Regions from separate parts of the Homo sapiens genome. Here region 2 is linked to region 1. A link is a loop called in an ENCODE intact Hi-C map of the cell type or tissue named here. Cell type or tissue: Calu3. All regions are shown on one strand. Each heading gives the region's core, and the rest is flanking DNA. Links, peaks and the distances in the headings are about the cores only.

Region 1 (2,500 bases), core at 1-2,500:
AGGAGGCAGAAGTTGCAGTGAGCCGAGACCACGCCACTGCACTATAGCCTGGGCAACAAAGCAAGACTCCATCTCAAAAAAATTGAAAAAAAAGGGTGGAGGGAGAAATTCTTTTAAAAGTAATAGCCCAAGGTGCAGTTCCATTAAAAGATCGAGATGTAATCATAAGATTATAGACCACTTCCCCCTCTGACACGTTACCATTCCATCAACAGGGTTCCTGTATAATAAGAGCAGATTACAGCTGGAAGAACTACAAGAAACAGACTATTTAAAAAGGAGTTCTCAGAGAAACCCAGAGAAAGCAGGGGAAAGAAAAACAAGAACGCTAGAGGAATTTGACACCTCTGCCACCTACAGCTAGAACAAACATTAGATATGGCCCATTTCCTACCCAGATTAATATAAAACCTCACATTGAAGGCTTATTTGCCTCAGTTCCTATTACCTGACTTATCATGTCTGACTTAAAAAAAAAATTATAAGACATGCCAAAAGGCAAGAAGTAACACAGTGTGAAGAGACAAAGTAATCATCAAAACCAGACTCAGATATGATGGATTTTCAAGTTTTTAGACAGAAATTTAAAATAACTATGGTTAGTTAATATGTTAAGGGCTCTAAAGAAAAAAGCACACAATACGCATGAACAGATGGTTAAGTGAGCAGAAAGATGACAACTCAAAGACATAATGAAAAATGAAATGCTAGAAATGAAAAACAATGTAACAGAAATGAAGAATACCTTTGATGAGTTCATCAGTAGCCTGGACATGGCCAAGGAAAGAATCAGTGAATTGAAGATATGTCAAAAGAAACTTCTCAAATAGAAATGCAAAGAGGAAAAAAAAAGGAAAAAACAAAACAGAACACAATATCCAAGAATGCTGGAATAATTTCAGAAAGTGTGACAAATATGTAATTGGAATACGAGAAGGAGAAGAAAGAGAAAATAGAGCAGAAGAAATATTCAAGTAGTGATAGCCAAGAATTTTCCAAAAGTAATGACAGACAACAAACCACAGATTCAGGAAACTCATCAAACACCAAGCTGCATAAATATCAAATGATCTAGACTTAGACATATTGAAACCACCTTTGCAAAAATCATGACAGTGAGAGGAATCTAAATTAACTGACTCCATCTTGCTTCTAACCTCACAAGCTGTCCTTGCTCATTCCTGGGTGTATGCCAAGCTAACAATGAGAAGAATTTAGTTTATAGTTTAACTTTAAAACAAAGATTATAACAATCCCTTCCCAAAACTTACCCCCTCCTTGCTCTGGGACCAAAACCACTTTTGTAAAACTAACAAATTGGATACAAGATTAGAATTATGGTTCAGGAGTCATGTAGCTGGAGGTCACATGATCCATAACCACCGCAATTGCTCCTATAGATAACTTCAGTATTGTAAAACCTAAGACTGGGGTTTGAGGTATTTTTCAGACCTTGCATTCTAATGGAACAGCTAATACCACAGGATTGGTAACCAGGTCCTGTGACCCCTACCCAGGAAATGACTCAGCACAAGAACACAGCTTCAACCCCCTGTGATTTCATTCCCAACCTAAGCAATCAGCACTTCCCTGTTCCCCAGCCCCCTGTCTGCCTAACTATCCTTTAAAAAGCCTAGTCTCTGAATTCTTGGGGAGATGGATTTCAGAAACATCTCCCGCTTGGCTGGCCCTGCGATTATTAAATTCTCTCTCTCCTGCAACTCCTACTATTCTCAATGTGTGGCTTTTCTGGGCAATGGACAAGAAGAGTCTAGTTTGGCAATTACAATTTTATATTCAAACTGCAGAATACGAAAGACAGAGAAAATATTGAAAAAAGCCAGGGGGTAGGGAAAAAAAACAAAAAACCCCTACCTGTGAAAGAACAAGGATAAAATTACATCAGATTTCTCATTAAAAACCATGCAAGCAAAGAAAGTGGAAAGAAATATTTAAAGTGATGAAAGAAAAAAAAAGCCTATGTAGGCTTCCATATCCTGTGAAATTAACCTTCCAAGTAAAGTAGAAATAAAGATTTTCTCAAACAAACAAAAACTGAGGAAATTCTTTGCCAGAAAGCCTACTCCATGTGAAAATGTTAAAAGAATTTCTTGACCATCCTGGCTAACATGGTGAAATCCCGTCTCTACTAAAAATACAAAAAATTAGCCAGGCGTGGTGGTGGGCGCCTGTAGTCCCAGCTACTCAGGAGGCTGAGGCAGGAGAATGGCGTGAACCCAGGAGGCGGAGTGTGCAGAGAGCCGAGATTGCACCACTGTACTCCAGCCTGGGCAACAGAGTGAGACTCCATCTCAAAAAAAAAAAAAAAAAAAAAAAAAAAAAGAATTTCTTCATGCAAAGGGAAAAATGATGTGGGCCAGAAACTCAGATTTACATAGAGAAAGAAAGAGCACCAGAGAAGAAATAAATGCAGATATAATAAAATGTTTTCATTTTTCCTACTCCAAGTTAACCTAAAATGAAGCCATTTATTCAAATT
Region 2 (7,654 bases), core at 2,194-4,693, 180 kb before region 1:
GGACCATGGGGCAGAGACAGGGAGGCAGCTGGGAGCCTGGGGGCGCTGGAATCCAGGGCCCAAGGTGAGCAGAGGGTGGAAGCTGGTGAGGATTCAGGGGCCAGAGGGGATGGCACTTCAGAACGGTGTTTTCCAAATGGCATTCTACTGAATCCAACTTCTTCCAGCTGTGAATAAGGATGCTTGTCCAGGTACATTTGAAAATGTGGGGGAAGGGGCTTTCTACCCTCACTCTACTTCTGCTCTTCTTTTCCCCATGAGTGAATGACCAGGCACCAGGACATTGGTGAGGACAGCTTTGCCGGTGGGCGAAGGTCACTGTTTCTATCAGGCACTGCACACCTGTAGGTCTCTCTCTCTTTCTCTCACCTGTAGGTCTCTCTCTCTTTCTCTCATTCTTCCTACCCCCCATGACTCCCCGACTTTATGGGGCTGAAGGGCTGGTAAGCTGAGCCTCTTTTGGGCACAGCTGTCCTTTGATCCCAGTCTCCATGAGGCACATTGGTCCCAAGAAGTCCTGGCATGGACCACACAGTATGCTTTGGTGTGGTTCACGTTCTCCCCTCTCGCTGCCTCTGGGCAGCAGGCAGGCTCAGGCCATTGAGTGGCACTGACATAAACGTGCCAGCTTTTCCCTGGATGTGCTTAGGGGCTACTAAGAGCAGCACCTGGAATTCCAGACCAATGAGCCACAGGCTGGCAGGGAATTCCTTACGGGTTGAACTTCACGGGCAGACATGCCCATGCTGGGGCACCTCCTGGCAGCAGGGAAGGAGATGTTCTCATCAGATGAGGTTGGAGACAGATGAGCATGCACCATGCTCCGCTGGTATATGGAGAATCTGTAGGCCTCTGTGAAGAAAGCAAAGTTTCTCTGATCCAGAAAACAATGTCAGACACACTGGGGTTGGGAAAGGGACGGGACCACATTAAGAAGACATGTGAGCTAAAAATCCTGCTGGACTGTTTAGAAGGAAATAATGGAACTCCTGGGGCATTTTCCATGGCTGCAAGGAGCACAGGCAATAGGGAATATTTCTGTTGTCAAGAAGTAGTTCCAGTTACTGGAGCCTGGAAAACTCAAAAGCAGGGGAGGCAGTGATTGAGGAAGGACCACAGGCAGGGCACCCAGCCAGATGATGGGCCTCTTACATTTCACCAAGAGCAGCTTCAGTTCAGACTTCAGTGGTGTGGGTGAGGCAGGAGAATAGGGTCTGGAGGCAGGGAACCTAAGGCCATTTCATGCTAACTTCCTAGAACTAAATTGAAAGGAAAACCCTAACTTTCCATGCCTAAGTAACAAAAGGTCCAGAGGCTACTCCCTTTGCAAACCCCCACCTTTTCTGTGGGGCAATGGGAAATGGAAAGTACCTGTGTATAGTTGTTTTTTGCATAGGAGTGTAACTTTGTAACTTTACTTCAGCCTCTGATGGGTTGCTGTCTGCAACCAATCAGACTGATTGCAGGCCAAGTCTTCCTTTGCATAGAAGTACAACTTTGTAATTTCACTTTAGCCTCTGATTGGTTGCTTTCTGCAACCAATGAGATGTTTGCACAGGAGTGTGACCTTTGTAACTTCACTTCAGCCTCTGGTTGGTTGCTTTCCTCAACCAATCAGACTGATTGCAGGCCGCCACTTCATTTACATGAGGTGAGCACCAAGTGGTCAATGGGAAACCTCCAGGGGGTATTTGGACCAGAGAAGATTCTGTATGCGGGACCGTTGAATACTGCTTGGGCCTGCTCCCACACTGTGGAGTGTACTTCTATTTTCAATAAATCCCTGCTTTCGTTCTTTTGTTGCTTCATTCTTTTCTTGCTTTGCTGTGCGCTTTGTCCAATTCTTTGTTCAAAACGCCAAGAACCTGGACAACTTGCAGTCAAGACCCTCTACTGGTAACATGGTGGGGGGTGATTCTTCAACCTGGGACCCCCATGTGAGAACCAGAGGTCTGTACCTGAGATGAGGTCATTGGCATCATGGACCAGAGAGTTTCAGGGCAGGAGGCAGCTACAGGAACAGTGCCACTGGGGCATGAGAATAGAGAACCTGGCCACCCTCCAAGGGACGTAGAAGTGACGAGTGAAGGGCAGGCGCCTGGGATCTTTAGTGGGAGCACCCAGTCCTGCCGAACTGTCTCCTTCTAGGAGGTGGAACATCAATCAGTCAAGGCCCGGTCCCTTCCGGTCCCCGCCCATCTTCTAGGGGACGCTTCTCTGACTGGGAGTGGGAGTGAGCCTGCTCTTTGCTGGGTGTCCCTGGAGTCATCCTGCCTGCAGAGACCAAGACTCTGTTGGCTCCTCCAAGCTCAAGTGCACAAGGACAGGGGCCTGCATAGCGTGGGGGAGAGTTGGAACAGCCTGAGGCCATGCGGATAAGCCCAATTCTGGAGTTCAGTGTTAGGGGTCCCTTTACTGCCACATATCTAAGCCACATCCCCAATCCAGCTTTTATCCGGAATAAAGCTGGTATTTTGATCGCCGTCTGTCTCTCCATTTTGCCTATATTTCAAAGGGTTCAAGCACATGGGTATACATCTCTCTTCTGAGGTTCTTTTCTATCTGTGCCGCAGATGGGTAGAGGCTGGGGTCATAGCTCCTTGCAATTGCATGATTGTGATGCAATTATCCCCCGGGCTCAGCGGGCATTTGGTAGCAATATTTCAGCTTTTAGGAAGTTGGGTGAGACCAGGCTGGTCTGATCCTCCCTGGCCCACTCACCAGGGTCCCCTGCTCAGCAGAGCCTCAGTGACTGGCCTAAAGAGGCTATGGGTGAAGGATTGTAGGGAGTCAGAAAGACAAGGGGAGCATTGGACAACACAGGAAGTCCCTCTGGCCACCTTCTGAAGGTGGGGACCATTCATGAGAAATCCGGAGGACGCCCTCAGTCCTTGTGCAGCACCAGGAAGAAACCGACTGGCCCAGGGCCACCCCTGAGTCCGCATCATCACGCAGGGTCCTTCAGCTGAGCCCCTGTTGTATCCGCAGATGAACATCCGCAGATCCCTGTCCCCTGGTAACTGACGGACAGCACAGGGTCCTGGTGGCCCATGGACGCCACCTCATGCCTCCTTTCCGAGGCCACCTAGCCGGCGAGGCCCGCCACGGACACACCGTGAGCACGCGCAACGAGCAGGGGTCGGTGATCGCCATCCCCCGTGTCCGCCTCCCGCGTTCCCGTTCCCGCGGCCGCCCCGCGCTCCTCCGGGCTCCGCCCCCGCCCGGCCGGCGCCCAGTCTCCCGGCAGCGCGTAGCGCTGCAGCCTCTTCAGGGCTGGGCAGAAACAGAAACCGAAAATCCTCCTCTTATCGGGATTCTAGCTCACCAAACACTTCGAATTGTGTGGTAGAAGAGCCGTAGTTCCTTCTAAATAAAGTCGAACCCATGTAAGGTCTGGGTTCTGAGATCATTTTGCCCTCTGGCAGCTCACGAGCACCACCGGGTCGCCGCCTGCCCTCTGTTCAGCCCGTGAGGGGCGGGGGACTCTGCCCTTCGCTCCTCCTGGTCTCTGTCCTCTTCCCTAAGAGTTTCATTCCGTCCGGAGCCACAAGCCGCCCTGCCTTCTGCACCTCCCCGGAGGCTGAAGCCCTTAAGCCTGCCCCGCACCCTAAGGCCCTGCAGGACACTCCTGCTGTCCTTGCGGGGCACACTGATATGACTCGATGCTGAGCAGTTGAAAGGATTAAAAAATAGTGGGCAAACGGCAAAAACGGGTGGCATGGAGTGAATTAGAAGACACGAGACTTCAGAGAAGTGCGTTTCATGCACAGAAGTTTGTCAATGCCCCCCACCCCGAAACCCAGTCTCCCTGAGTGAGGGAGAGGGGGCTTCACCTTCCCTTTCGTTTCACTTTGAGCCCCAACTGCTGGACTGCAACAGAACGACCCTACAGGCTCACTATGTTTCACATTCTGGGGATTCCTGGTGGCACCTTCCTGTGTTCACCAGTGGGTCCCCGTTAGACTTGGGGCTGTCACCTGACATATGGAACCAGGCAGCTCCATGTTGGATGCCTCCACAAGCATGGAACTAAGGCTGCGGGGTCAGACCTACCCTCAGAAAGGAGGAGGAATGTCTTTCGAGCTGTGGTCGGCCTGGGGTCTCCTTGTGAGCCTCAGGGTGCCAAGGAGGCAGGGCTGAACACCACCAGGAGCGGAGGGAGCCTGGTGGCTGGGGCTGGAGCCAGGAAAGGCTTGAATGAACAATGCAGCCTTTTACCAAGTCTGCACTCCTAATGTTTCTGCAAACCTCCATATGTCTATTACTTTTACCATGGTGAGCTGGAATGGCCCGCAGACTGTCCTAGATCTTAGGACTGCCAGGTGATGCATGTGTGGCGAGGGAAGGAGATACCTGGTGGCCCCTCCAGATGGTCTCCACCAGCACCTGCTGGGCAGCAGCTTCTGCTTCTTTGGGCTTGCAAGTGGGTGCTTCTATGAAGAGGAGGGTCCCTGGCAGGTTCCTCAGTATTGCTGAACAGAATAAAGGAAGCGCAGGGTTGGAAAGTGTAGCTTCATGAAGATTTAGTGGTTACGAGACAGGTTATGAGACAGGAGGTACAGTTCCAGCAAAGGCCAATGCCCATCTGCCAACCATTGTCTGGCGGAGATGTGCAGGGAAGGGGTGGAGTCTGCCTTTCCACAGGTGCTCCTCCTGGAAATGTGGGTGGGAGACAGCTGACCAGAGCACTGGGGGGCTCTCCCAGGGCACCTTTGCCTAGCAAGGGCTGAGAAGACCCTGTTTTGAGGATGAGGTGGGTCTTGTTAGACTGTCAGTCATAACATCTGCTCTAGGGGAAATCCAAAATAAAGTCTAATGAGCTCTTCCCAGGGCCAAGGATGACTCCAGAACTGGTGGGACAGCCCTGTGCATTTCTCCTAACTGGTGCACCTGTTTCTCATGGGTACAAATGCTGTGCTCAGGGAACAGGTTGACATCCTATGGGGCCCCAGCCCACTAACACAGGATGACCGCCTGGTCCGGCCAGGTCATGAAGTGGCCCTGGGAACCAGGTTTTGCTGGATATCCTGTGTCTTACCTTGGGATAAGGCTCTCAGGGGCAGGTGGGCTATAAAACTGCCAGGTAGAATAGTTTTTTGGGGAGCAGATGGCTTCCAGGGTGTTCTGGTCTGATGTTTTTCTGGGCAACATACTGGCACAGTTTTGCTGGTTTCCAAAACAATGGCATTGAAGTTGGAAACTCATTCATCTCATCTGCTACTGATCCATTTTCTTGGTGTATAAGGGAATAAAGTGTTCCCTGACGTAGATCCATTTCTGCAGCTATTAGCCACTTGGGAATGGCCAGTGGACTCAGTCTAGTAGGTGACACTCTCCTTTCCAGAGAGAATTGGAGACCCCTCTGCCCATACCATCTATGGTCTATCACACCCTCTCTCATGAATAATTCTAAAGGGTGTTCAGCCCATTGAATGTGGAGCTATGGAAGTGAGGGGCTCACATTTATCCCAGAGCCTGGATTCCAGGCTGAGCTGTGATGACAATAATGATAGTCTTGAGCTGTGCTTGTAAGAATCCAGAATTGGAAATTAGGTGCTTCCCCACTGGGGGGTGCATGAGGAAGTGGGGCCGGGATTTACCATTTATCATTCAGACAATGGCACAATGCAGGAACCCAGGAGTTATTTCTTGTATTTCCTGAATAAGCACAAAACAAAAAGCACCAGCCAGCTCCTGTACAGCACTCTGGGCCACATGTACTGACACAGACGTTACAAAAACATCTAAGAGCAGACCTATCCACTGGCATGCAGAGTGCACCAGTCATGGGCACAATCCCATTCTGTGAGACTCAGAGGAGTGAAAACAGACACCAGAGAGAGCCAGAAGTGGTGGCTACATCATTATATGGCCAAGACTCAAGGTCCTGAGATCTCAAGGCTGAGATCCTACATCCTCCTCCCCATCCAGACTCAGGCAACTGTGGATGAACCCTCTGGAGGATGAGGTGATCAGGGGATGGAAAGTGGTCCTACCCACCTTCCCAGCAGCTCCAGCAGGACACAGTTAAAGATGTAATCAAGTGTCTCAGCAGAGGAGTCACCCCCTTCCCTGAACACACCATACCCTAGTTTCCAGCTTAACATTCCTGGGGCCACACTACACGACCATGGAGTGTGCCGTCCTTGTATGAACCAGTGTAGACTCTTTCAGTCCCACACACCACGGGGTTCAGGGGAAAATGTGAACAAATATTTCAGGAGAGAAATATCTCGGTGTTGATATAATGTAGTAAGGGGTAGTTTCATGTCAGATGAACAGTGACCAACTCAGTCTTTGCCTCCGCAGCACAGGACAATGGCGAAACAGTTACCTGCTCCTGTGTACCCAAGGAACTTGGCATCCCCCAGCAATTCCACCTCTCTGACTGGCCTGGAATTGCCCCTATTCCTCCATTAGACAGCAGTGGTCTAGGCTGTGAGTGTCCCAGGTGGGTTTCCTCAGTCAGCTGTGATTTCCTTGGCTGTCCAGCCTCCTCCATCCCCCTTGCCTAACAGTCCCTGGTTCCTTTGGGTGAAGGAGCTCTCCCTTCTGGGTGTAGGAGTGAGGGGCTGTTAATCACAATGCTGGCCATTGAGCAGGCCAGGCCAGCCAGATGCTGTTTGGGGGGAGTTGAGCTTTTGAGTGAAGTATTGTGAGAGGTTAAAAAAATCAACAACAACATTTAGTAAAATCTTAACATCCTTAGGGAATGGCTGTGTCATTCCTGTTGCATGATTGCCTGGAAATGCTCTGATTCCTGCCCTTTTCCAGGGCCATTTGCCAACTCTGTAACCCTGCCTTCCGGCCCTTTCTGTGAGGCACTGTGATATCATCATCGAAGTAACTTTTGTCTACCCTAGATAAATTGGGTCTCTCTCTTTTTTATTTTTTTAACAGCTTTATTGAGATACAATTAACATACCATACGATTTACCCATTTAAATTGTACAATTCAAATTTATGTAGTATGTTCATAGGGCTTTTTAACATCACCACAATCAATTTCAGAACATTTTTGTCACCATAAAAAGAAACCACATACCCATTTCCCCTCAACCTCCCAGCATTAGGCAACCACCAATCAATCTACTTTCTGTCTCTATGGATTTACCTATTCTAAACATTTCATATAAATGGAATAATAAATTATGTGGTCTTTTGTGATTGGATTCTTTTCTTTTTTTTTCTAAATTTAATTTAATTTTAAGCTCTGGGATACATGTGCAGGACGTGCAGGTTTGTTACACAGGTAAATGTGTGCCATGGTGGTTTGCACCACCTATCAACCCATCACCAAGATATGAAGCCCTGCATGCATTAGCTATTTATCCTGATCCTCTCTCTTCCCCTGCCCCCAACAACAGTCCCCAGTGTGTTGTTCCCCTCCCTATGTCCATGTGTTCTCGTTGTTCAGCTCCCACTTACAAGTGAGAACATATGGTACTTGATTTTCTGTTCCTGCATTAGTTTGCTAAGGATAATGGCTTCGAGCTCCATCCATGCCCCTGCAAAGGACATGATCTAGTTTCTTTTTATGGCTGTATAGTATTCCATGGTGTATATGTACCACATTTTCTTTATCCAGTCTATCACTGATGTGCATTTGGGTTGATTGAATGTTTTTGCTATTGTGAATAGTGCTGCAATGAAT

What was found. Peaks named below come from ENCODE experiments on the same cell type or tissue, not always from the same donor. Only the 100,000 strongest peaks of a DNase experiment are listed, where the experiment ranks them.
Region 2: a loop joins it to region 1, with 4 times the contacts of the local background. A loop is called at or near these places in 24 of 110 quality-filtered maps.

What each region holds. Positions count from the first base shown.
Region 1 is chr2:230,229,300-230,231,799 of GRCh38, reverse strand. The region is part of intron 1 of SP140 (SP140 nuclear body protein); the gene reads right to left. Among named protein-coding and RNA genes, the nearest start is that of SP140, 4.8 kb to the right of the region's middle. In Calu3, for the core only: no CTCF peak of the experiment used is centred there; a DNase peak (open chromatin) is centred at 1,529.
Region 2 is chr2:230,407,548-230,415,201 of GRCh38, reverse strand. No RefSeq gene overlaps it. Among named protein-coding and RNA genes, the nearest start is that of SP100, 4.8 kb to the left of the region's middle. RefSeq lists enhancers at 2,647-2,696, 3,357-3,446 and a silencer at 2,997-3,266. In Calu3, for the core only: no CTCF peak of the experiment used is centred there; DNase peaks (open chromatin) are centred at 3,221 and 3,431.